3 separate regions of the Mus musculus genome follow, and all the other regions are linked to region 2. A link is a loop called in an ENCODE intact Hi-C map of the cell type or tissue named here. Cell type or tissue: left cerebral cortex. All regions are shown on one strand.

Region 1 (8,000 bases), 55 kb after region 2:
TAATTTTCTATAAGATAGGAGCGGGCGTTCGGCTTCTTTTGCGAGTGGCTATACTCTGGCTCTAGAGTCATCTATTGAAGCCTGCTCTTTCTTCCTTGGATTGTGTTGCCACCCTTACTGAAAAACTCTTACTAAAAATCCCCAAGTTGCTCAATACCAACCACACTCAGTCAAGCACATGACAGCAAAAGCAACTGAACCCGATTAAAATCTGAGATGTGGGGGCTGAAGAACTGGCTCAGTGGTTAAGATGACATGCTAGTCCTGCAGAGGACCAAAGTTCAGTCCAAGCACTCAGGTCAGGTGACCCACAACAACGCTCCAGCTCCAAGGGATCTGATGTCTTTTCTGGCCTCAGTATGAGCATGTACAACCCCCCCCCAATAAAAAGCCGGAGATGTGGTTTGGTAATAGCCTATCACTCTTCCAGAGAATCCAAGTTTTGGTTTCCAGCACCCACATCTGTAGGCATAATATTTTTTGTTTACTGTGTAAAGATTATTCTTGTAATATTCAAATGTCGATCTCTTTGCTCTTATATCTGTTACATGGCAAGCAGGGTACTGTAATGCTTATTCAAAGACATGCTGTCGCAAATTTGTGCAAACATTGCTCCCCATTTATTCTATTTGTCAATAAAAGCTCTATTAACCAATAACTGACTAGAGGAGAGAATAGGGCGGGACTTCTGCCAGTGGCGGTGGGGGCTGGGGGGTGAGGGGAGAAGGAAAGAAATATTCACCAAGTAGAGAGGGTCCAGGAGATACCATGAGAACAGACTGGAGCAGAGAGAGCCAGACTGATATTAAACTGCAAGTTTCTAGGCGGTTTTGGCTGGTTGACAGCCAGATTACCTTAGAGAATTAGAATAGATTAAGAGCTGCTTAGATCTTATACTGTAAAGCCTATTAAATAAATCTAATAGTTTCAGTCTCATTTATTTGAAAGCTAGCTGGGATAGAGAAAAAAAACTGTAAGACTTATAAAACTACTCATGACACACATCAAGTAGCTCACAACTGCCCACAACTCCAGTTCCACGAGATCCGGTGTCCTCTTGCACATATGCATGACACACGTCACATGCACACAAGTACCCATAATTAAAAATAAATCCTTTAAAGATGAATACATTTAAAAAAAATCAAGCCAGGCATGGTGGCGCACGCCTTTGATCCCAGCACTCTGGAGGCAGAGGCAGGCGGATTTCTGAGTTCGAGGCCAGCCTGGTCTACAGAGTGAGTTCCAGGACAGCCAGGGCTACACAGAGAAACCCTGTCTTGGGAAAAAAAAATCAAATAGGTATTACAAAATAAGAAGCAGTCAGGGCTGGAGATGTCACGCCAGAGCCTTTGTCCTGCGTGTGAGAAACTCAGGATGATGACCCAGTAAGACATAGAGAGTAGTGGTCAAGAAGAATTAAGGAAATATCACATGGCTTATATTTATTCTTTTGTCTCAGAATTTTCTCAAACAATGTACTAGGAGGGGGGCACGCACACGCTGGAGGACAATCGTGGGAGTTTGTTCTCTTTTTTTCCACCACTTATGTTCTAGGGATTAAACTCAGGTTGTCAAATTTGGCAGCATCTATCCTACTCACTGACTATAGACGGAAACAAGGTCTCACTCTATAGTTAGAACTAGGTATATAAACCAGGCTGGCTTTGAACTTGTGCCAATCCTCCCAGCTCTGCTTTCGGACTGCTGGGATAACAGGCATGTGCCACCACACCAGGCTGGCATGTTTTCCCACTAGGCCTTAGATTAAAACTCAAAATCATTCAAATCCCGTGATGAGTCGCTGGTAACAGGGCACTATGACTTGTGTATGAAGAGTTCTTCCCAAACCTTCATGTGTTGAAGGCTTCTTCCCTACGTGGGAGATAATGCTGAGAGGGGACTGGATGCTGAGAGACCTTAACATTGGGAGCTATGACATAACGGCAAATCTTATCTTAGCATTGGGAGGCGGTACAAAGGAGGTGAAGCCAGCTGGAATAACTAATTCCCTGGGACCTGGTGGTGGAAAGACACACCTTGTCCCCATGCCTTTCTGTAAGGTCCACCATGCTCTCTCAGATCCATGGAGCCAAGTGACCAGAAGCTGAAGCTAACTCAGATGAAATAAAAGATGCATGGAGCAGAAAATGAAAAGAACCGCGAGGAGTCTGATTAGAACCTCAAGCCTTGTGTATATTACCTGCTATATTTATACTGCACAGGGCTGAGATGCTCTCACTATGCTTGCTGGACAGTACCTGGTATAAGGGTACTTGGATGTATCTGTTACACTTAATATAAAACGCCTATTAAAAAAACTTCGGAAGGGAATGGATATATGTGACCTTAACAATGGTGTCTCCCCACGGGCTTGAATTTTTCCAATTCTCCCTAAGCTTGCGGTAAGCCATTCTCAATAGCAAGATGGCTACAGGGACCCCCCCCCACCCCCCAGGTGCTGGCTGTTGCCTCCTCTCAGGTGCAACTACGACAGTTATCTGACTAGGGGTAGGGACATGGATCGGCTTCAGGCCTAAGAGGGGTATATGGTGGCATTTGTGGCTGACTTCTGCAGACATCCTAGTACACCAGGTACTTATTCACCCACCCTATAGTTTCATAAAGCAGCACAGCGGGGCTCCCTCCACTACATCCAGATCAAGTTTGCCTCCTTCAGTCAGGGGACTGACTCTTCAGCACTCGGGTCCTCTAGGAATGTAACTCCTATCCAAGTTCCCCTGGCGCACGGCTCGTTATCCTATATCTGAACCGCAGAGCTGTCCTTTGCAACAGAACTCAACTGTCTGCCTTTCAATCCTAGGCCTGAGGGCGTCATTATCCTTGTCCCTCCGGGAGCTGACCTTGCTCCCTGCTCCAGAGGTAATTCGTCCCTTAGTGCTATACCACTCTTGCTTTTTAGATCGTCCCTTTGAGAGGGTCACGAGTTGGGGCGTCACCCTGGGGTGGCAGAGGGGGAGGAGACGCGCTCCTCAGGTCGCGCGCCGCCTATTTCCGGGCCGAGCTGCTGGGCGGGGCTGCTGCCCGGACCCGGTGGTGGTGGTGGCAGCGACAAGGCGACCCGCGGTGGCCACGACGCGGAGCAGCGGGCGGCGGAGCCATGGCAGGCTGCTGCTCCGTGCTCCGGGCTTTCCTGTTCGAGTACGACACGCCGCGCATCGTGCTCATCCGCAGCCGTAAAGTGGGGCTCATGAACCGCGTGGTGCAGCTGCTCATCCTGGCTTACGTCATTGGGTGAGCGGGCCTGGGGAGGGGCCGCGGCTGGGGGCAACCCAGACTGTCGGGACCTGGCAGCGCCCCCTTGCTCGCTCTCTGGGTCTGGGGCAATAGCTGAGCCGGCCAAGCCCCTCCTCCCCGAGTTCAAGGGGCGGCGACACGCCCTCGCCGGGCTCTAGCCAAGCCACCTGGAACCAGCTTGAACAGGACACTGGGGACTACTGGACGTCCTGGGAGCTAAGCCTCGTCTTAGCTAGACTGTCACCCCATCTTTCTCGCATCCTTCCCTCCCGACTTGCTTCATGCTGCGCCTTGGCTTGGTGGAGGGGCAGGGCAGGGAAGGCTTAACTCTGTGCGTCACGGACTTCTCTTCGGTTCCTTTTCAAACTCGGACAGAAACCAAGGCTTGTGGTTTTCATTCGGTACTTTCTGGGTCTGTGGTTTCTGTTACCTTAAGAAGCTTCTGATAACCCAGTACCCTTGAGATGTCACACTTCCCAAAAGTGTCCCAAGGTCACTTCCTTTGTTTTGTTGGATTGGTTGGGAATATGAGTACCCGCCTGATTTTGATTCTAAACTCTGCTCTTCATTACTGTTTATATATACCCTCCCATCACTAGGCGTTATGAAACGTTTAATTTTAATTGGATGCACCTGTAAGGCTGTAATACACCCCAGGAGAGATGGTGAACCTTACCTTGCCTCCTGGGCCCAATTTCAAGGTATTCGAGTGTCAACAGCTGCTAGCGTGACAGGTGGATCTGTTTTCTTACTAAAGGGCCTAAAGCACGGGTCCCCAAACAACACATTGGAGTCACTTAGGAATCCACAAAAAACACAGATAGATTGCCAATTCACAAACTGACTCAGAGCTGTAAGACCTCTGTGCCTGACCACACTCACCTGAGAAAGCTTTGTGTGGCCTTAGGTATATGAAATAGGTACACAGGTGGCTGGAGAGATGGCCCAGAGAGATGGTTAAGAATGCCTAAGATACAGCCTTTAATCCTAGCACTGGTGAGAGACAGGTAGGCAGATATCTATGAGTTCAAAGCCAGCCTGGTCTACATAGTTTCAGGACAACCAGAATTATTACAGTGTCCCAACTAAATAATAAATCAACAGGTCTCCTGCTTTGGTGTTAGGTCTGGAATCTGTTCAGACCGCCTAAGGGCATTCAAAAGAATGCAGAGGAGTTTCCGCTCACAAGGTTGTAGCTTCCACCATATGGAAGCGGTAGACACTAGATAAGACTCGCTGAAGCTGGAGGAGGCAGTAATCAGTATGTCTGCAATCCCAGTATTCATGGGGCTGAGGCAGAAGAATGCTCGCCTGAGCTATGTGAGCCCCTGTCTCCAAAAAACGTCCTCTTTAGCATGAGGCCTTGGAGTCATTCAGTCACCAGTACCTGAAAAACCCCTGGCCAGTATCTATTTTTTTTTTAAGATTTTTTTTTATTTTTATGTATATGAATACACTGTAGCTGTTCAGATGGTTGTGAGCCTTCATGTGGTTGTGGAGAATTGTATATAGGACCTCTGCTCGCTCCGGTCAACCCACTCCCTCAGTCTCTGACTGCTCCAGCCCAAAGATTTATTTATTATTTTTATTAAGTACCTGTAGCTGTCTTCAGACACACCAGAAGAGGGCGTCAGATCTCATTACAGGGGGTTGTGAGCCACCATGTGGTTGCTGGGATTTGAACTCAGTACCTTCGGAAGAGCAGTCAGTGCTCTTAATCGCTGAGCCATCTCTCCAGCCTGAGAGGCCAGTATCTAAATGCAGATTAGATTAAGTCTCTGGAGTGAATAATTCCAGTGCTCGGGATGGGCTCTCCAGTACTGAGCCCTGCTGCTAGCTCACTAAATAACTTGGATTGGAGTATCTGGAATCAGGGGCTCACCAGTAGCTTTGAGCTCTCGGCTTTTGTTTTCCTGGGATAATCTGTTCACCCATAAGATTCTGTGGCTGTTGTCATTGGAAGAGGGCCACATGCAGCCACTGAATGCTCAAGCTGTCTCAATTAAAATGCACTCAGACTAAAACAAAAACAACAAAAAAAACACACGAGGTTTTATATTTGATATAGTACACCAAAAAAGTAAAATTCCATATCAGTACTTTTTCCCCTGAGGTACCAAAGGCCTTCTGCATACCAGACAAGCTTTGTGCTATTGTTTGTTTAAATGTTGATTTTATTTTTGGGTATGTATCTGTGTATGAGTGCGGGAACATGCCACAGCACACAAGGATGCCAGGGGACACCTTTTAGAAGTCACTTCTCTCCTTCTATTGTGGGTTCCAGGGATGGAACTCGGGTTCTTAGACATATGTGGTGATCACTTTTACCCGCTGAAACCATCTCACCAGCAAGGAGGTTGTGGGGCTTGTGGGTAGGACAGGTTCATGTAGCCCAGGCTATCCTACTCAGTCTGTAACCAAGGATGACGAGACTGGACTCCCAATCCTGTCTCCACCTTCCAAGTGAGGGGATTACAGGTGTACACTACCAAGTCCAGTTCCAGTCTAATACTTTAGAAATTGATGATGTCTCAGGGTGGTGGTGGCACAAGTCTTTAATCCCAGTGCTCGGGAAGACAGAGGCAGGATCTCTGAGTTCCAGGACAGCCTGTTCTACAGAGTGAGTTTTGGGACAGTTGGGGCTACACAGAGAAATCCTGTCTCATCCCGTCCCCTATTCCACCCCCCCAATTTTTTTCCTATATTGGACCACATAAAATATGTCATTAGTTTTCCTGTTCCTTCTTTTTTTTTTTTTTTTTTAAAGACAAGATCTGTGATTATCTGGCCAGTAACTTCTGTAACCTAGGCTGGTCTTGAACTCAGAAATCTGCCTGCCTCTACCTCCCAAGTGCTGGGATTAAAGGCATGCGCCATCACTGCCCGGCCAAGTGCCGGGCTTTATAAGCACGCTTCATCACACCTGGCTTTTCTGTGTTAACTTCCTGATTTCATTACTCTTGGTGAAAGTGCAATCTCTTTGTGCGTGAGGGAATTCTGCGGAAAGACTTGCCCAGAATTCCCAGGGATCTTACTCATGTGATGAGGAAATAAGCCCATGATGATGGTGTCATCTCTCATTCCTGGATTCAGCAACTCGGTGCACTGGGTCATAAAACCCACAGTCTTTCTGCCCTCACCTCTCCATCATTAGCGCCCTGCAGAAGAGGGCTCGGTGGGAGAGAAACCATCTTTAGGATGGGCAGAGGATCGGGGATGGCTTATATCAAACAAACCCAGGAGGAAGTAACCCAAGAGCCAGGCAGTGGTGGCACATACCTTTCATCCCAGCACAGAGTAGGTAGAGGCAGGTGGATCTCTGAGTTCAAGGCTAGCTTGGTCTACAGAGTAGGTTCCAGGACAGCCAGAGCCACAAAGGGAAACCCTGTCGAAAAGAAAGAAAGAAAGAAAGGAAGGAAGAAAGAAAGAAAGAAAGAAAGAAAGAAAGAAAGAAAGAAAGAAAGAAAGGAAGGAAGAAAGAGGGGTGGAGAGATGGCTAAGCAGTTAAGAGCACTGACTGCTCTTCCAGAGGTCCTGAGTTCAATTCCCAGCAACCACATGGTGGCTCACAACCATCTGCAATGTCATCTGAAGCCTTCTTCTAGTGTGTCTGAAGACAAGACAACTACAGTGTACTCATATACAATATAAAATAAACAAGTAAATCTTTTTTAAAAAAAAGAAAGAAAGAAAGAAAAGAAAAAATAGAAAAGGTAAAAACAATACCTATTTCTGAAGTCTTTTGAGGGTGTATCTGAAACAACATAGACTGGTGTTCTGTAGCAATGTGACATCAGCTCTTGGCAGTGTTTAGATTGCTCTGCACTGATTAAGTAAGGTATTACCCTTGCCTTATTAACTTATCTCACTGCAATCCTGTGAAGTCCTGTTATCCTTCTCAGTGTAAAGGCAGGACAAGCTGAGACGCAGAGCAGTTAAGTGACCCAGTGACCCCAGCACTCACACAGGAACCTTCAGGTTTGTAGTTAATCAGGCCAGCAGCAATGCCCTTACTTCAGAAGGAAGGAGCAGAAGAAGATGACCTGAATAGAATTCCTAGGAAAAAGGAACACAGGACTGTAAAAGTTTCCCGAGGGGGTGAGGAGAGCTCAGACAGTGAAGTCCTCAAAGCACAAGCTGGAGGACCAGAGTTGGACCCCCAGAACAAGGTGCTGGATCACACACCTGTAATCCCAGCCCTGGGGAGGCAGACACAGGTCCCTGGGGCTCGATGGCTAATCTAATCATCCAGCCCCAGTAAGATCCTGTCTCAGAAAAACAAGGTGGAAGCCAGCCATGGGGGTGGCACATGTCCTTAATCCCAGCACTCAGGAGGCAGAAGCAGGTGGATTTTAGGGAGTTCAAGACCAGACTGATTTACATAGGAAATTCCAGGCCATCCAGAGCTACGTGATAAAACTGCTCAGTGGGTTAGAGCACCGGACTGCTCTTCCGAAGGTCCAGAGTTCAAATCCCAGCAACCACATGGTGGCTCACATCCATCCGTAACGAGATCTGACTCCCTCTTCTGGAGTGTCTGAAGACAGCTACAATGTACTTACATATAATAAATAAATAAATAAATCTTTAAAAAAAAACTGCCATATCAAAACCCAAGTGGATGTCTTTGGAGCAAGAACACCTGAGGCTGCTCTCTGGTCTATATATGCAGTCACAAACACAAATTCCCAGTGCAGAACATGGTGCATGCTTGGGAGACTGAGGCAGGGGGGGTCATCTTA
Region 2 (8,000 bases):
AGCATTCTGAGACAGACGTCAGGGAGATCCAAGGAGGTCGGAAGAATGTAGACTCCTTGAGGCTGTGGTTAGAAAAAGAAGGAGAAGGAGAAGGAGAAGGAGAAGGAGAAGGAGAAGGAGAAGAAGAAGAAGAAGAAGAAGAAGAAGAAGAAGAAGAAGAAGAAGAAGAAGAAGAAGAAGAAGAAGAAGAAGAAGAAGAAGAAGAAGAAAGAAAGAAAGAAAGAAAGAAAGAAAGAAGAAGGAAGTCACTGGTGTCAGTCAGGGCATCTGCAGCAGGCCTGCTGGCCCCGGGAGGGAAGGGAGAGAGCACGGGTTGGCGAGGGAGGCTCTGGAGAAGCGGTGAGGTGGGGGTGGGAGCCAGACTGGAGTGGGTGGAGGAGTGAATGGAAGTGCGGAAATGGATGCGGTGACTCACTCTTTCAAAAGACTAGGCACCATAGGAGGAGTCAGGTCCTGCATTACGGCAGCAGAGAAGAATGGAGGGCGGGGGGTGGGGTGGGGGGGGAAGGTTTATTTTTAAGATGGGAATATTATATTTAAATGCAGAAGAGGAAAAGAGGGAGACAGATCAATGAAAAATCACCACCATCACCATGGTCATCTTCACGGGGACCAGCCAGCAACCATGGGGGGGGAGGGAGCTTGCCTGGTCCTCTTCCTTTGGTAATCACCCTTGACAGGTGACAGGTCCATCCTGCACTCTACTCCTTCAGAGGGCTCTCACAGTTGTGTCATCTGTCCTCATCTCCAGACTGATACCCAAGGTGCTGTCTGGAACCCTTCATCTCAGTCATGTCCATGTAGACGGAGCTGCCATGACCCTTGTGGTCAGGGGTGGAGGCACGTGCCTTTAATCTTAGCACTCGGGAGGCAGAGACAGGAGGATATCTGTGAGGCCAGCATGGTCTACAAAGCCAGTCCAGGACAGCCAAGGGTGCTATCACACAGGGGGCGAAGAGACTGACTTGTGAAAGGCAGTGTGCAACACTGTTGCTTTGCTGATGTTCACTGCATGAAACAATGTAGCCTTCTGTAGTCTGGCCCAAGGAACTGAGCCACAAATGTGTAAATGTGTATGCCGTTGACCTGGGAAGAAGATGCTCCTACAGATGCTGCCCGGCCCCATGAGTGAGGGTGTGAGTACAGGAAGCAAAGCCTGAAGCGAGGCCCCAGCTCTTTGAAGAGGGAGGTCTCTCTCAGAGCTTTTGCTTTAGAGTTATCTTTGCTCAGAACTCTGGGGTTCCTTTAAAAGAAATAGGCAGACTTTGCTTCGAGTCACTTCCTCCCCTGGTGGTGCTCTGAGAACCTTCTCACCATGCTGCCCGTGAGCCACTTATGCAGCCATAAATCCGGGAAAGTCCTTGAAATCCATAGCATATGGATCGGGACGCTGAAGAACACCTTCCTAGGGGCCATCTGCGTCTATATCTGGTGAGTCCAGACAGAGCCAGTCCCAGGGCTCCCTGGCCCAACCTCTTTCTCTACCTCCACTGCATCCCTGCTCCTCCAGGCTACCCCTACTTTGGCCAGGGTCTCTGGGTGACCCTAGCTTCTTCTGTGTCTGATCTCTTCTGCCTGCCAGGTTCTCCAGTTCCTCTAAATCTCGCCCATCCTACCAGGTTCAGCTAGATTCCAGCCCCTTGATACTGTGTTTGCTCCAGGGACTGGTGGCTTTGCATGCACCCGAAAGCACTGACCATCTGTTTCTTAGAGCTAAGAGTCACTGGGATTACAGACTAGAGAATTATCACACACACACACTCCCATTCATGGACTGAACCCATGGCCCAGAGAAGAGGCCTAGCTTCTCTTGAATCATTCCATGAAATCAAGAGTTGGTGACTGGGGCCTGGGCGTGGTGGCACACGCTTTTAATCCCAGCACTTGGGAGGCAGAGGCAGGTGGATTTCTGAGTTCGAGGCCAGCCTGGTCTACAGATACAGAGTGAGTTCCAGGACAGCCAGGGCTACACAGAGAAACCCTGGCTCGAAAAACAAAACAAAAAACAAAACAACAACAACAAAAAAGAGTTGGTGATTGAATTGAACATTAGACTACTCTTTTTAAAGGGCAAGACGCTGCAGTCTCTCTTTGCCTCGTCCCTCCTTTGATTCATTTCTGGAATATGTTAGTAGAATTTTCGTGTTCATTATGATACAAAGGTCTATTACATTTCCAAAGCCTTTACTAGTTCAAAAAAGTTGGATTCAATTGGAGATTATCATGTGTTGCATAATTCTAGAATGGGGATGATACATCAGACTGAGGTAGAGCACCAGTTGCTCTGGGATGAAGTTGCAAGGTATAGCTTGAAAGAAAATCCCAAGTATTTCTATGTGATTTGAGGCCAGGGTGAGACAGAGCACTCGTAATTGGATTTGTCTACATGTGTTCTATTGCACTCTGCATCAGACATGCTGAGTGGGTCCCAAATCTGGATTTCTAGCTCTAACATCTTTTTTTTTAAACTGTCTACATTTTGTGCGCAGTCACGTGCTCATGTGCCCTGGTGTCCATGTGGAAGTCAGGGAATAATGTTCAGAAGTCAGTTCTTGCCTTCGGTCATCGGGTGGGTCCTGGGGATTGAACCCGGATTGTCAATCTTGTCAGCAAGTGATTTTATGCATGGAAACCACCTCACTAGACCAATGTGTTCCTTCTTTAATCCCTCCTGCAGAAACACTAGAATATACTGTGGATAATGTGATATCAATGTGCTTCTGTGCGACTTAAGAAACAGAGTCTGATGATCCAGCTCTGCTCCCTGTAAACTTATCCTTTGCCCCATTTCACTGTTTTTCCTCCATGAGCATCATCCTGACTTAGATCTCTGTTCCTTTGTTTTGATATTTCTATAGGCATCTGCCTATGTGTGATATTCATCTCACCTATGGAGGTGAAATTCATATAGCATAAAACTGACCACCTAAAAGGGGGAGGAATGAAGGACTATTTTAATGTAAAAATGTCATTTAATGTCACCAGTGTCATTTAAGAGGTACACGATATCCTGTAATAATGCCTTTGTCTACCAATGTATTTCTGTCATCTTAAAAGGAAGTAATATACCCATTAACGGCCCCTCTCCATTTCTCCTCTCCTGGCAACTATCCATTTTCCTTCTGTATAGATTTATTGATTCTGTGCATTTCTTATAAATGGAGGGTGTGGTGGCACATGCCTTTAATCCCAGCACTCAAGAGGCAGAGCTAGGAGGGGCTTTGTGAATTTGAAGGGTGTCCCGGTGTGGACCAGGAGGGCACCAGTATAGACAGGTCCTGTCTCCCTATCTGAGAGAGAGAGAGAGAGAGAGAGAGAGAATGTAATCCCCTGAAACAAGAGCAAGCCAAGCCAGTGTGGCACTGAGTCTGGGACAGAGCCATTCAACTCACCCAGAGCAGATCTCTGAGTTGAGATTGCCATCTAAAGTAGGTAGTGATAATGGGAGAGGCAGGTACAGCTGGTAGCCCCAGTTTGTAGCAGGGAGAGTCCCAAGGAAGCAGAAGCAGACTGTCACCAGCAGCAGCTCCAGTGACACCCCTTCCCCCAAGAATCTACCGCCCAAACTGCTGTCCTCTGTTGTGAGGAAGCCACTGAAGTTTTTTCCTCTGTCCTCAGCTTTGCTTTGGTGAGCGATAAGCTGTACCAGCGGAAAGAGCCTGTTATCAGCTCCGTGCACACCAAGGTCAAAGGCATAGCAGAGGTGACGGAGAATGTCACAGAGGGTGGGGTGACGAAGTTAGGACACAGCATCTTTGACACTGCAGACTACACCTTCCCTTTGCAGGTGAGTGCCGTGGAATTCCAGGTCACGTTTCTGTCCCCATCCCCATCCTTAGGGGTCTAGGGTCTCATTAAAAAATAAAAATAAAAAAAGAGAGTTTGGGACTAAGAATATGTAGCTCAACTGGTAGAATGCTTGGCTAGTAAGCATGAAACCCTGCAGCCCCAGGAGATCAAGGCTGGAGAATCAGCTGTTCAAGGTCACCCTCAGATGCACAGTGAGTTTGAGGTCAGCCTGGAATACATAAGACCTTGTCTCAAAAGAAAAGAGACACTGGCCCTATTTAAAACCTGTGAGAAAAAAAAAATCCCAACTGAGAAAACCTAAAAATGGCAAAACTGGGTCACATCCAGCTGCATCAAAGAAGATGCGTCTTTGCTTTATCCAGTCCTACCGGGCTGCTCAAAATAGCACCGCGCGTCCTGGCGCGTTCCAAACACGATCTCATTCACTCACACTAGGACGCACAGGGCTTTAGGAGTAGGGTCACTGCCTGGCAAGCTCAGCCCGGGTTCAGAAGGGCAGAGGGCTTGTCCTCTATGAGGTTTGTGTGTTCTGTTATTGAAAAAGGTCGCCAGGAGATGATTCTCAAGTCTTTCAAAAGAAAGGATGTGGTGACGAAGAAAGAGAAGGGGTAGACCACGGAGAAGTGTATGGTTAGCTGAGTTTGCAAAGCCGAGAAAATGAAAGCGGTTACCAAAAAAGGAGAAATAAAAGAGGGGCCGAGGAGTTAGGAACAGATGGTGGGGAAGGAACAAAATGGCCCATTCGCCACCCTGGGGAGGTAGGGCACTTGGCAAAAGCATCAGGCCCAAGCTGCTATTTGTTTCCAGCTAGAAACCACAAAAGCCACTGATTGCCCAGGTAGTGGGAAGCCCTGTGGCCTTCCATTAAGCCTTGAGAAATCTGAACAGCCTGCCCAGGGTGCAGCCCACACCCCACCTCCGCATCCCTGGCTCTCCAGAGTCTCGATTTAATGGGATTTTTACTGTGTCAGAAAATGAAACAGCTGCTTTTGAGGCTGGCTCAGAAAATGACTGCTCCCCCTCCTTTGAAATCTCCTCTGCTCCCCCTTGCCCAGTGGGAACAGTTCCTGCGGCTTTGATATTAAGCCCTCAGCAGAGTCCTTGCGCTGCCCACGGCTGGTTTCAAAAGGCTTCCAAGAGTACAAAGGCTCGCCCCCCTAGCACTTAGCAAAACACATTATGACAGCTTAAGGAGTTCTGCTCCCTAAGGCCTGGCCTTTGTCCCTCCATTTCTCTCTGCAGGGGAACTCATTCTTTGTCATGACAAACTATGTCAAGTCAGAAGGCCAAGTGCAGACGCTGTGTCCTGAGGTAAGCAGGGGACCCACTCTGATAGGACGCAGGGCTGAGATGCATTCTGGGAACCAAGAAGTTTTTGTCTGCCCACACCCTGGTCTCGGGCTGCAGCCCAGGGGCCAGTGTAAACACCTACTCTTTCCTTTGCCGGCGCTCTGTGCAACAGCTCACAACAGTTCTGATTCCTGGCATGTGTGTGATCTAGTTCACATCTCACTGAAGCCTCACAAATTCAGGAGGATAACTGGAAGGCCCTATTTTATACCAGAGACTACTTAAGGCATAGCCTCACGGTACACCGTGAGCCCTCAGAAAACATGCTGCTGTTGGAACCAAGAGGATCACCCACAGCAGATGAAACCCAAGGCCTCCACAAGGCAGCCAGCCTGAGGGCACCACATGACTCTGGGGAGGGGAATTTAGTCTACACTACATTCTGGCCTGGACCATTCCACCTGCATGAGTGTCTCCTCTCATTTGTCCATACTCTTATCTCTGGTCCACTCAGTAAACGCATCCACGCCCTAATGTGCATCCGAACATACACAGTGTGGTCTAGCTATTCAAACTCCTGTGGACCTGAAGGGCTTCACACAGCTGGGGTTGTTGTCGCAGTTCTGTGGTGGACTGAGCCCTGCTGGGTGGGTTTTCTGTTGTTTTGGCTTCTTTCTCACAGAGCTGCCATTAGGCTCCTTTGGAGGCTCAAAAGTGCAGGGCTCCTCTTCCCTTCCAGGGACTCTATTAAAGAGTTTTTCTCTCCTCAGGATCTTTCCAACCTCCAGGAGAGTAACCAGACTTCCAAACCACTGCTCAGGAATCCCAGAGCCAAGAAGGAAGAAGGCTTAAGCCTGGAGCTGGCCTAAAGTTCTGCTGCCTCCTGGTAGTTCTGTGATCGCAGAGAGGCCCAGCTCAAAAGGGAGGCAGATACTTGGTCTGTCAGCCAGGAGAATGGTCAAAAAGCTCCCCAATCCATGCAACAATCACAAAATTAATGTTAGAGTTTCTTTTAGAGATTAAAAAACAAAACAAAAAACCAAAGAAAACAAAACAAACCCAGAATTGGTTTATTTCCTGGGAGATCCTTCTAACTGATAAATGAAAATCACAATAGCCCAAGAGCATTAGTACATAATAACTCATTCATTCACTCATTCATTCATTCATTCTATAATTTTCAAGACCTATAATGAACCCAGCAGGTAGTTAGGCTACAAAGATGTGACTTAGGATTTGCAGGCAAAAAGATTCATAGTTGCACCTAGGGGTTACTTAGAGAAGAACCCCGGGGCCTGGTGGGTCACAGAAAGGAAGCAATCCAGGCAGTAAAGAGAAAATGAGTCTGAAAACTGTGTGAGCTATCCCCTGAGCAAGGACTACATGCTAAACCCATTCCCAAACCCACTCCACCCTCACATGGGCCATGCCAGACAAAGCAAGTCACCCTCCTTTAACAGAGGGGTCAAGGCTTAAAGGATGTGAAATGACTCAGCCAAGGTAGCATGACCCACATAGAAACCTGATCTCACATGACCCAGGAGTACCTGGACTCAAGACCTAGAACCTTGGCCTGGATCTTAGACACAAATGCCCAGATGACAATGGGCAGAGGCTATTGTGCACCGGTATTTGCTCTGTCTTTCCCGAGACTGCTGTTAGACCGGCTGCATGAAGCCAAACATGCAGAAAGTAAAATGCTCTCTTCCCTCTCCCTTTATTCTGCCCTGGAGCCCCCAGACATAGCTGACCCATTTTTCTTCAGCCAGGAGCGTGCTGGCGCGTGCTGGCTGAGTCCTTTCCTTCCCACATTGCCCCCTGCATCGTGGTACCTGTCTGCTCACTTGGTTCTGTGGTGGCAAGGCCACTATAACCCTCAACTTCGCCACCTGCTCTCCACCCCAGAGACCATCCCGGAAAAGACCTCTTGGCTGCCTTGACATCTGCTGTTTACATTTTGATTTATTCTTGTTTTTAATTGAGATAGAGTCATATACTCTAAAACCCATGACTTCCAAGTATACATCATGCAAACCATCGCCTAAGTCTAGAAATTTTCTATCACCCCCTCCCCAAGGAAACTTTGACTCCCCAAAACAAACTATCCCCATTAGCGATCAATCTCTTCCACCCTCCCAAAAGCCATGGACAGCCATCAATCTGCTCTCTGACTCTGTGGATTTGCCTATTCACGTGCACAGGACATTTCCCATCTAGAGAACCACACAAAACGTGGCCTCTTGTGGCTCGCTCCTTTTGTCCCACACCATGGTTTGAAGGCAGTCCATAATGTAGCATGTGTCAGGGCCTGGCTGAATAAGACACCACATATGGGGGCCTGGGACGATGGATCAGTCTAATCTGCTTACTATCAAGTGTGAGGATCTGGGTTTGATCCCCAGCATCCACATAAAGAGCAGGGTACAGCTGTGCACACTTGTAATCCTAGTGTTGGGGAGACAGACTGGTGGAGCACTGGGGCTTGGTGGCTGGCCAGCCCAGCCAAATAGGTAAGCTACAGTCTCAATGGGAGACCCTGTCTCAAATATATATATGGAAGAGTGATAGAAAAAGACAGCTGATGCTGACCTCTGGCCTACACTGAGAATGCATAAGCGCGTGCACACACACACACACACACACACACACACTCCACATATGAATGTACCATCTTTTCTTGTCTCCTCTCACACTAACGGATTCGGTCTGTGTTCCCTTTCTGGCCACTGTGAGTAGTGTTGCAATGAACTGTGGAATCTTGATGGCTCACGGGTCAGTATTTACTCTCCGTTACTTCCTGCAGTATCCCAGGCGCGGTGCACAGTGCTCTTCTGACCGGCGTTGTAAAAAGGGGTGGATGGACCCACAGAGCAAAGGTACTTTGCTATGGCTTTCCCTGG
Region 3 (8,000 bases), 120 kb after region 2:
CGCAGGCTTGGCCTTCAAGGTCTGAAGGAAGGAGGAGAAGAGAGTGCTCAGACCAGGCTAGGGCTGCCTGTGAAGGAAAGGCAGGCCCATCCAGGTCTAGGGAAGAGAGGCACAAAGACCAGGAGGGCGTGGACACATCCTGTCCCATCCCTACACTCTCAGCCAGGACTCTGAATCCTTTAGGGACCAGAGACCCCACAAGAATCTAATGAAGCTACCAATACTTTCTCTAGCAAGAAAAATAAACTTAAAAGACAAGAGTTTGGCATCAAAGACTGTACTGAGACTGCTTGGAGTCTCAGGCACCAGGCATGGAGAAACTCTGCGTGGTTGTGTAATCCCCCCGGGACGAGCCCGCTACCAGGAAGGGCAGGGATCGGAACACAGGACTGAAAAGGGCATTCCTACAAGCTGCTGGGGTTTGACAAAATGCCAGCAGCCCTGCCTGGGCCTGGCAGTTAGTTCCCCATGAATCACAAGCACTGCCCCACCCGGAAGCCCCCCTCTCCTCCCTCCCTCCCTCCCTCACCTCCAGGGCACCCAACGGAGTCACCAGACCCTTCCTGGAGCAGATGGAGCCAGTCCCCAGCCGGGATGAGAGGAATGCTCCTTCCTCTGCCAGGAAGCCAAAGTGGCACAGGCCTCCAGGAAACGCTTGGCCAAAAGGCCTCCAGGAAACGCTTGGCCATCTCCATTTCCTGGGGGCCATTTCCAACCAGCAACTGCTGCCTGCCAAATGCTATGCCGAGTTGAGCCTAAGTTGAGCTGAGCCACTACGGGAGCTGTAGTATAACAAGTTAGTACGTGGGCCTCCAAATCAGAGACACACCTTTCTCGGGGTCCATCAGGGTCCTCAGAGCCCCTCCTTCTGGCACTCCAAGACAAAAAAAAAAAAAAAAAAAAAAAAAAAAAAAAAGGTGGGGGCGTGCAAATCAGCTCTACAGATCCTGCCAAGGCCAGGAACGATACCACGCTGGAGTCGGGTAAACAGCCACATCCTCTCTCACCTGGGGAAACTGAGGCCCAAGGCCCTAGAGGAAACTCATTTCACTCATTTGTTCTTTTAACAAGCCGTTAGGTAGAAAGATCAATCCATCAATCAACTGGGCTTATCAAGCCTGCAAGAGGCCCTGGGTCGCCAGCATGGTGTAAATCAGGCACAGGGGTGCTCACCTATAATACTACGGAGGTGCAGGCATAGGAGACGTTGTTTAAGGTCTCAGGGCTCATCCTCAGCTACACAGCAAATAGAAGGCCAGCCAGGGCTACACAGTGAGAGCGTGTGAAGATCAAAACAAATAAACAAACAAACAAACAAACTCAATGGGTCAAAGGAAAACTCCGAGCCATTATAGAGGAGCTACATGTGATTTCTGTATCAAGGGACCAACAATCCATGAACCATTTAAAAGGAGTGTGCCCATAACCACAAACGGGGACAGCCAGACTAATACACAAGAGAACAGGAGAGAGGCATTGGTGACACAGAAGGAAGCTGGGGACCCTGGGGCATAAAGGAAGTCTGTCCCGGTAAATATTTTCCCTTTCTAATTAAAATTAAAAAAAAACTTTTTGTGGGGTTGAGAGATGGCTCAACGGTTAAGAGCACTGACTGCTCTTCCGAAGGTCCTGAGTTCAAATCCCAGCAACCACATGGTGGCTCATAACCATCCATAACGAGATCTGGCGCCCACTTCTGGTGTCTGAAGACAGCTACAGTGTACTTACATATAATAAATAAATAAAATTTTTTTAAAAAAGGAAAAAAAAAACTTTTTGTTTTGAAGCAGTGCCTCACTATAAGGCCTAGGCTAGCTTTGTGATCCTCCTGCCTCAGCCTCCTGACTGTGAGGATTACAGGTATATACCACCACAGCTAGCCAACCAACCAACCAATCAAAAATAAACCAAGAAGGGGACGCAGGAGATGGTCCCCTCGGTACAATGCCTGTGGTGAATGCGCATGCAAGCAGGGAGACCCGGAGCTCCACAGAACCCTCGGAATAAAGCCCAGTGCAACTGCCGACTGCTAAGTGCAGGGCTCAGTGAGAGAGCTCGTTTCAAACTATCGCGGTGTTAGTCCCAGCACTTGGGAGGCAGAGGCAGGCAGATCTCTGAGTTCAAAGTCAGCCTGGTCTACAGAGTGAGTTCCAGGACAACCAGGGCTACACAGAGAAACCCTGTCTCAAATAAATAAACAAACAGATAAATTTTAGAAAAAAATTAAAGATTACTGACTTACCTAGAGTCATATGGTAGTTTCAAATATCACTAAAACAACTCAGAGTTTTGTTTTGTTTCACCTAGATGCCTGAAGTGGCTCTTGGGGCCTCTGCAAATGCTACAGCTGACAGTCCTGGTCTGTGTCTTCCAAGAAAAAAAACCTTAAAAGTTATGGACGGAGCCTCGCAAAGGTCCCAAACTGTCTCATGAGTAACGTACAGGCTGGGTTGAATCTAACAAGAGGCTCCTATCGGCCACATAGCTGCCATCCTTAGAACTCAGTCTATATGAGGGGAGACCAAAGGCAGCTGTCTCCACCTGTATCGGGAACAAATGCCCAGACGCAAGCCAGCAATGTGGCTCGACTGGCTGGAGAGAACGAGGTTCTGAATTCAGCCCTGAATTCTCAGGCCTAAAACTTTTTAGAACACAGCTGGCACCCAGCAGATGTAAGCTGGAGGTTGTACATTTCAGACACCCATCCCAAGGCCAGTCGGAAGGTGAGAAGTTGTCTTCAACTGACCTGGAGTCCGAATTCCTTTAGTCTTAGGACGGCAGCCCAGTTTACGCCTAGGAACATATCCTTCCCTGTGAGGCACCCCTATAGAGCAGACCCCACCACCATGCACAAAACTGCCCAACTGGACATCAACTCTTCTGGTCAGGTCATGGATTCAAGAGAACTTATGTATTGAACTCAGGCTAGTGGGTCTTACTGCCAGTTTTTTCAATGTTCAAAGGGGGCGGCGGGGAGAGTTCTTTCTGCTGAACTTAGTGCTGGGAGAACCCCGCCTTAGAATGATGCCCATCAAGGGAAGAAAATGGATGGAAAACCGCGCTGGCACCCTGATTCCTCCATGCCTGAAGCCCACATACCCTAGTGTTTTCAGCTCCCTGAGCCAAGACTGACCTACAAGTGACGAAGAACTGAGGGTCATAAAAGCTTTGGGCTCTCATGCAGGCCAAACTGCAAGGCAGCTGCCACTTCCCCGAGAACCCAGGCAGCCCTTACCTTGCTCCCTAGTAAGGAAACAACCCTTACAAAGTCAACCTTTCGTTTTGTTTACCATAAAGGGAAACAAACGAAACAAAAAAAAAGTGCCGGAGAACCAGTGAGCAGGCTAAACGGGAGAAACACCGCTCGCTGGGGAATCTCACCCTCTTGGAAACAGCTCTGACAGCTGCAGCTGCGGCAGCTGTGGGACTAACTCTCCCGGCCACATCATGCTAAGCCTGTATCAACTTCTTAGTTGTCATGGTAACCGCATTATTCTCTACTTCTCTAGTGAGGAGACTGAGGCAGAGGGTCTTGCCCATGATCACACAGCCAGGGAAGTCTTGGGTACGAACACACACTAAACCAAAGCATAGCAAAGACTTCCGAGGGTATGAGGTCTAACTCCTGGCTGGAGAGACAGTAGTTACAAGCATCTCCTGCTCTTGCAGGGGACCTGGGTTTAGGTCCCAGCACTTACAAAGCAGCTCACAACTGCCCATGTCCAGCGCCAGGACATCCAACATTCTCTTCTGGCTTCTGTGAGCCCTGGCGTACAGATGGTGTATATTCACACAAACATACACATAAATTAAGAAAATAAAAAGTCCTTGACTGACTTTAACTTACACTAAAAACAAAAACAAAACCAAAAAAAAATTTTTTTTAATCTTTTTGAGATACGGTCTCTATAACCCTAGCTGTCCTAGAACCTGATCTGTAGACCAGGCTGGCCTCAAACTCAGAGATCCCTAGGGATCTATCTATGTGCCTGCCTCTGCGTCCTAAGCGCTGGAACTAAACGTGGGCACCGCCATGACGGGCCTCGAATGGGGGGGAGGGGGGGGGCAGAAATGTGGTTTTATTATTTGTTTTTCACATCCAAAGTGATATGCTGTCAGAGCTGTCCACTGCTTCAGCAACAGATATAGGGGGCGGAGGGGCCTGCAGGTGGAGATGCTAAAAACCAGAGTAGGTGAGAGAAAGCAGGCAGCGGGGCTTGCGGCTGGGCAAGGACTAGAGCCAGATGTCCAGATTCTTACCGCCCAGGGCCGGAGCCCCTGAGTGACCAAGGAGTTTCTGAGTCACTGCTGGCCACTTTCAGAGATATGAGAGGTCACGGATCGTTAAAATATCAGGACAACCCTGTCTGCAGTCAGGGCTCCGAAGACCTTGAGGATACAGAAAGGGCGGCCACGTGGGTGAGCGGGGCGCGTGTTTCAGGGGGGCGGAACATGAGGTGAGAAGTAGCCGGCTTCCTTCCTAGCGCTTTTCCCATGACTCCCTCCCAGACTTCCACTGAACCAAAGGCAGAGGCAGAGAAACAAACGGAATTTTAGTCTGTAATGGGAACAGAGAGAGAGGGCGGGGGCGGGGGTGGAGAGAGACAGAGAGAGATACAGAGACACAGAGAGGAAGAGAGATCCAATCCAGCAATACAGAGTCTGGCCAATCAGAGACAAGGGGCCTTATCTTGCCCTCCCACACGGCTCTCCCTCCCTCATCCTGCTTGGCTATAGAATGTTTAACCCGCCTCCTTCCTTCTCCAGCCTCAAGTACACCGCCCCCTAAGCAGGGACACACCAGGAAACCGGGTCTACAGGGCCACCTGTCCCCCACACCTGGACCCAGAATGGGGATCAAGGTCTGAAATAAACCGAAAGGCTCACTCTCTCTCTCTGCCAGAGTCTTTGACAGCAATGCTCCTGCCGTTCAACAGCACAGGGGAGCTAGGTAGGCAGAGAGGCACACGAATCCCAGGGAGAGGGAGGCAGAGGCAGGACGATCTTTTCAGTTCACGGCCAGTCTAGGTCACAAAGCAGGATCCTGCCTCGAACAAAAACGAGCCAGGGAATGGGATCTCTGGCTCATCCTCCTGTCTAACCGCCGACTCCCCGTTAAGGGTTCCCTTAACAGAAGCACTTGGGCATCACCACCCACCTCGGCCTTCCCTCAATTCAGGGCAGAGGGCAGATGCCTCGGTCTCCCCTCCTCGCCCCCACTTCCTGCGGGGATCATCGGTCCTCCCTCCTTTCCAGGTTGGAATTAGCATTTTTTTTTTATCTCCGTAACTGCCATCTCTCAACTATTTACAGCCGCCGGGATAAAAGGAGGCAACACAGAAATAGTCCCTCCGCAGCTTTCAGGGTGGGGTGGGGTGGGTGTGGGGGCACGGCAGAAGCTCCAGTTTTCTCCCTCTCCCTTTCCAAACCGGGGGGGGGGGAGAGTCTAGAATGCGGCTCATCTGTTGCACAGGCCTCCCCCAGCAGCTCAGAGACTCCCAGAGGGAGGGGGCCCCAGTTCCCATGAGCTCCCCACAGTACAGTGTCTGTTCCCAGACCCCCCAAACAGGGGGTTGGATGCTACAGAGCCAGACTGAGTTCCTGCCACACCCAGGGCCTCCTTCCTGCCTTGTGAAGTACAAATTAACCCAAACGGACAAAGCAAAACCAAACTTTGGCATTTTTCTCTGCGCTTAAAAGGTTTTATAACTGAAAAAAAAAAAAAGGAAGAAGAAAAGAAGAAGAAGAAGAAGAAGAAGAAGAAGAAGAAGAAGAAGAAGAAGAAGAAGAAGAAGAAGAAGAAGAAGAAAGTCAGCTAGGCACAGTGGTGTCTGCATGAGACCCTGGCTCCCAGAGGAGAGAAAGAAAGAGAAGCCCATATACCAAAACAACACAAATGTCTGTCATGATAAATAAGTCAGGTGTAGTCTGCTCGCAGCGTGGAATATTACGCAGCCATAAAAAAGGAAGTATAGAAGATGATTCTGAGGCACAAAAGACCACCTATTATATAAGATGCAACTCACAGGAAACATCCACAGTGCACAAATCCCAGAGAAAGCTGATGTGTGGGTGCCTGCCAAAGGGTGGAGGGAGGGATGCTGGGAACAAGGAGTGATAGTTTATTAGGTAAAGAATTTCCTTCTAATAGGAATGCTCTGAAACCAGACAGCTGGAACAGACATATGACACTGAGTGTCCTAAATGCCACCTGGGGAGGGACTTCACCTTGATTTTGTTTTGTTTTGTTTTTAAAAAGAACCAGAGAATGGAGTTTGGTGGCAGAGGGCTTGCTAGCAAAGTGCACCAGGCAAGCGCTCTATCAACTGAGCCACATCTCCAGTCTGAGACATCTTGGAGAATCAGAGAAAGAGAAACCTCTAACTCCCTCAGCTTCTGAGGAACAAGGTTAGATGTGCTCAGATCAGAGAGAGCAAGCACTGCAGCCTGAGAGCCACCTTGGGACTCTCTTGCCCACGAGTCCAAGGACTCAAACTCAGAGGAGCAACTTGACACAGCGCATGTACAGATTCCCAGGATAGCGGAAAGAAAGCAGCCCTAGCCACTGTCCACAGCCAATCACAAAGTCCCTCTACCCAGTCCCTCAACTTTTCAGCCCATCTCAGAAGCCTTGGCATAACTGACACCTCCTCCAGGGAGCCGCTGGGATTTACTCCCATCAGAACAGATTTCTCCAGAAATAGCACCCCATGGCGTGCTCTCTCTCTCTCTCTCTCTCTCTCTCTCTCTCTCTCTCTCTCTCCCTCTCTCCCTCTCTCCCTCTCTCCCTCTCTCCCAGCACTTGAGGCTCACAGCATTTCTCAGCATCTCCCTCCTGGCATTTGAGGTAGGGACATTCTTATAGGACATTTGGCATTCCCTAGCTCCTGCCCACTAAACACCAAGAGTGCTTAGTCTCATTTTGACAAGCCAAAAGTCACCTCCCACGTGTTTCCAAATGCTCACCAGGAGGGGTGGGACCGTCCTCTAAGAAATACTGCATAGTTATTAGCCCACCAGCAACTGCAGGGAAAGCCAAGCCTGAGTCCTGCTGGGACAGCAGCACCTCTGTCTGTGTCCTCCTACACAGCCTAGCAAACAGGCCTGGGCTACCTACCCCCAGAAAGGCAAGGGAAGCCTGGCAATGTCTGTGTGATCCTGGCTAAGTTAACTAACCTCTCTGAGCCATTCAATACTAGGCACTTTAATCTCCTATTCTCAACTACGGTGACCAAAAACTCCCCACCACAAAGGATTTGGGTTAGCATCAAATGAGATGACCCAGGCAAGATAAAGTTATTTGCCACACATCAAGAACTCAATGAATGTTAATGAGGGGGTGGGAGTGTAAGCTCACTAGTTAAAGGTGGGCTTAGCCTGCTGCTGGCACTGGGTTCTATTCCTGGCATAAATGAAAAATGTAATTACGGTTATCCAAGGTAGGGGCTCATCATATGACGGGGTTTTCTTTTGTTTTTGTGTTTTGTTTTGTTTTGTGGTTTTTCGAGACAGGCTTTCTCTGTGTAGCCCTGGCTGTCCTGGAACTCACTTTGTAGACCAGGGTGGCCTCGAACTCAGAAATGCACCTGCCTCTGCCTCCCGAGTGCTGGGATTAAAAGTGTATGCCACCATGGCCCGGCATATGACATTTTTGATGAAGTGTACAGCAGTAGAGTGTACAAGGAGGGGGATCGGGCAAACTGAAGCTGCTTCTGTACACTGATAGCACGATCTATTCTGAAACCGCAGTTTCTGTGGGTTTGGGAACAGCGGCAGCCCCTGCCACTTCCAAAGAACAAAGGAGCTGTGGGGAGGCAGAGCAATCCTCCTCTAGGTCCTGTGGGGGCAGAGTCAGGAGGAGGAGTAAAAGACATCATTAATGCCCCAGGGCACCTGAAGTTTCTACTCCAGGACTGGGGGAACATCACAGAGGAGGTTGAGGAAGGTAAAAGTTGCATCTAGGGTAATGAATGCGGAGCATGACCCACCCACCCCCAGAT

The links. Peaks named below come from ENCODE experiments on the same cell type or tissue, not always from the same donor. Only the 100,000 strongest peaks of a DNase experiment are listed, where the experiment ranks them.
Region 1: it touches region 2 in a loop (3.0-fold over the local background); 6 of 42 quality-filtered maps call a loop at or near these places.
Region 3: it touches region 2 in a loop (5-fold over the local background); 2 of 42 quality-filtered maps call a loop at or near these places.

What each region holds. Positions count from the first base shown.
Region 1 is chr5:122,704,533-122,712,532 of GRCm38, forward strand. It overlaps P2rx4 (purinergic receptor P2X, ligand-gated ion channel 4), which reads left to right and starts at 3,012. Exons shown (of 12, transcript NM_011026.3): 1 at 3,012-3,255. The coding sequence starts at 3,122. In left cerebral cortex, CTCF peaks have their summits at 3,098, 3,301 and 4,868 (motif pointing right); DNase peaks (open chromatin) are centred at 1,652 and 3,170; H3K4me3 peaks cover 1,555 bases; H3K27ac peaks cover 2,005 bases.
Region 2 is chr5:122,649,109-122,657,108 of GRCm38, forward strand. It overlaps P2rx7 (purinergic receptor P2X, ligand-gated ion channel, 7), which reads left to right. Exons shown (of 13, transcript NM_011027.4): 2 at 3,619-3,787; 3 at 5,053-5,121; 4 at 7,904-7,976. Among named protein-coding and RNA genes, the nearest start is that of P2rx7, 9.2 kb to the left of the region's middle. In left cerebral cortex, no CTCF peak of the experiment used is centred here; DNase peaks (open chromatin) are centred at 392, 1,282, 3,496, 4,165 and 2 more places; H3K27ac peaks cover 4,717 bases.
Region 3 is chr5:122,770,524-122,778,523 of GRCm38, forward strand. The region is part of intron 1 of Camkk2 (calcium/calmodulin-dependent protein kinase kinase 2, beta); the gene reads right to left. Among named protein-coding and RNA genes, the nearest start is that of Camkk2, 4.9 kb to the right of the region's middle. In left cerebral cortex, a CTCF peak has its summit at 1,744 (motif pointing left); DNase peaks (open chromatin) are centred at 461, 4,657, 5,242, 6,983 and 1 more place; H3K4me3 peaks cover 1,502 bases; H3K27ac peaks cover 3,041 bases.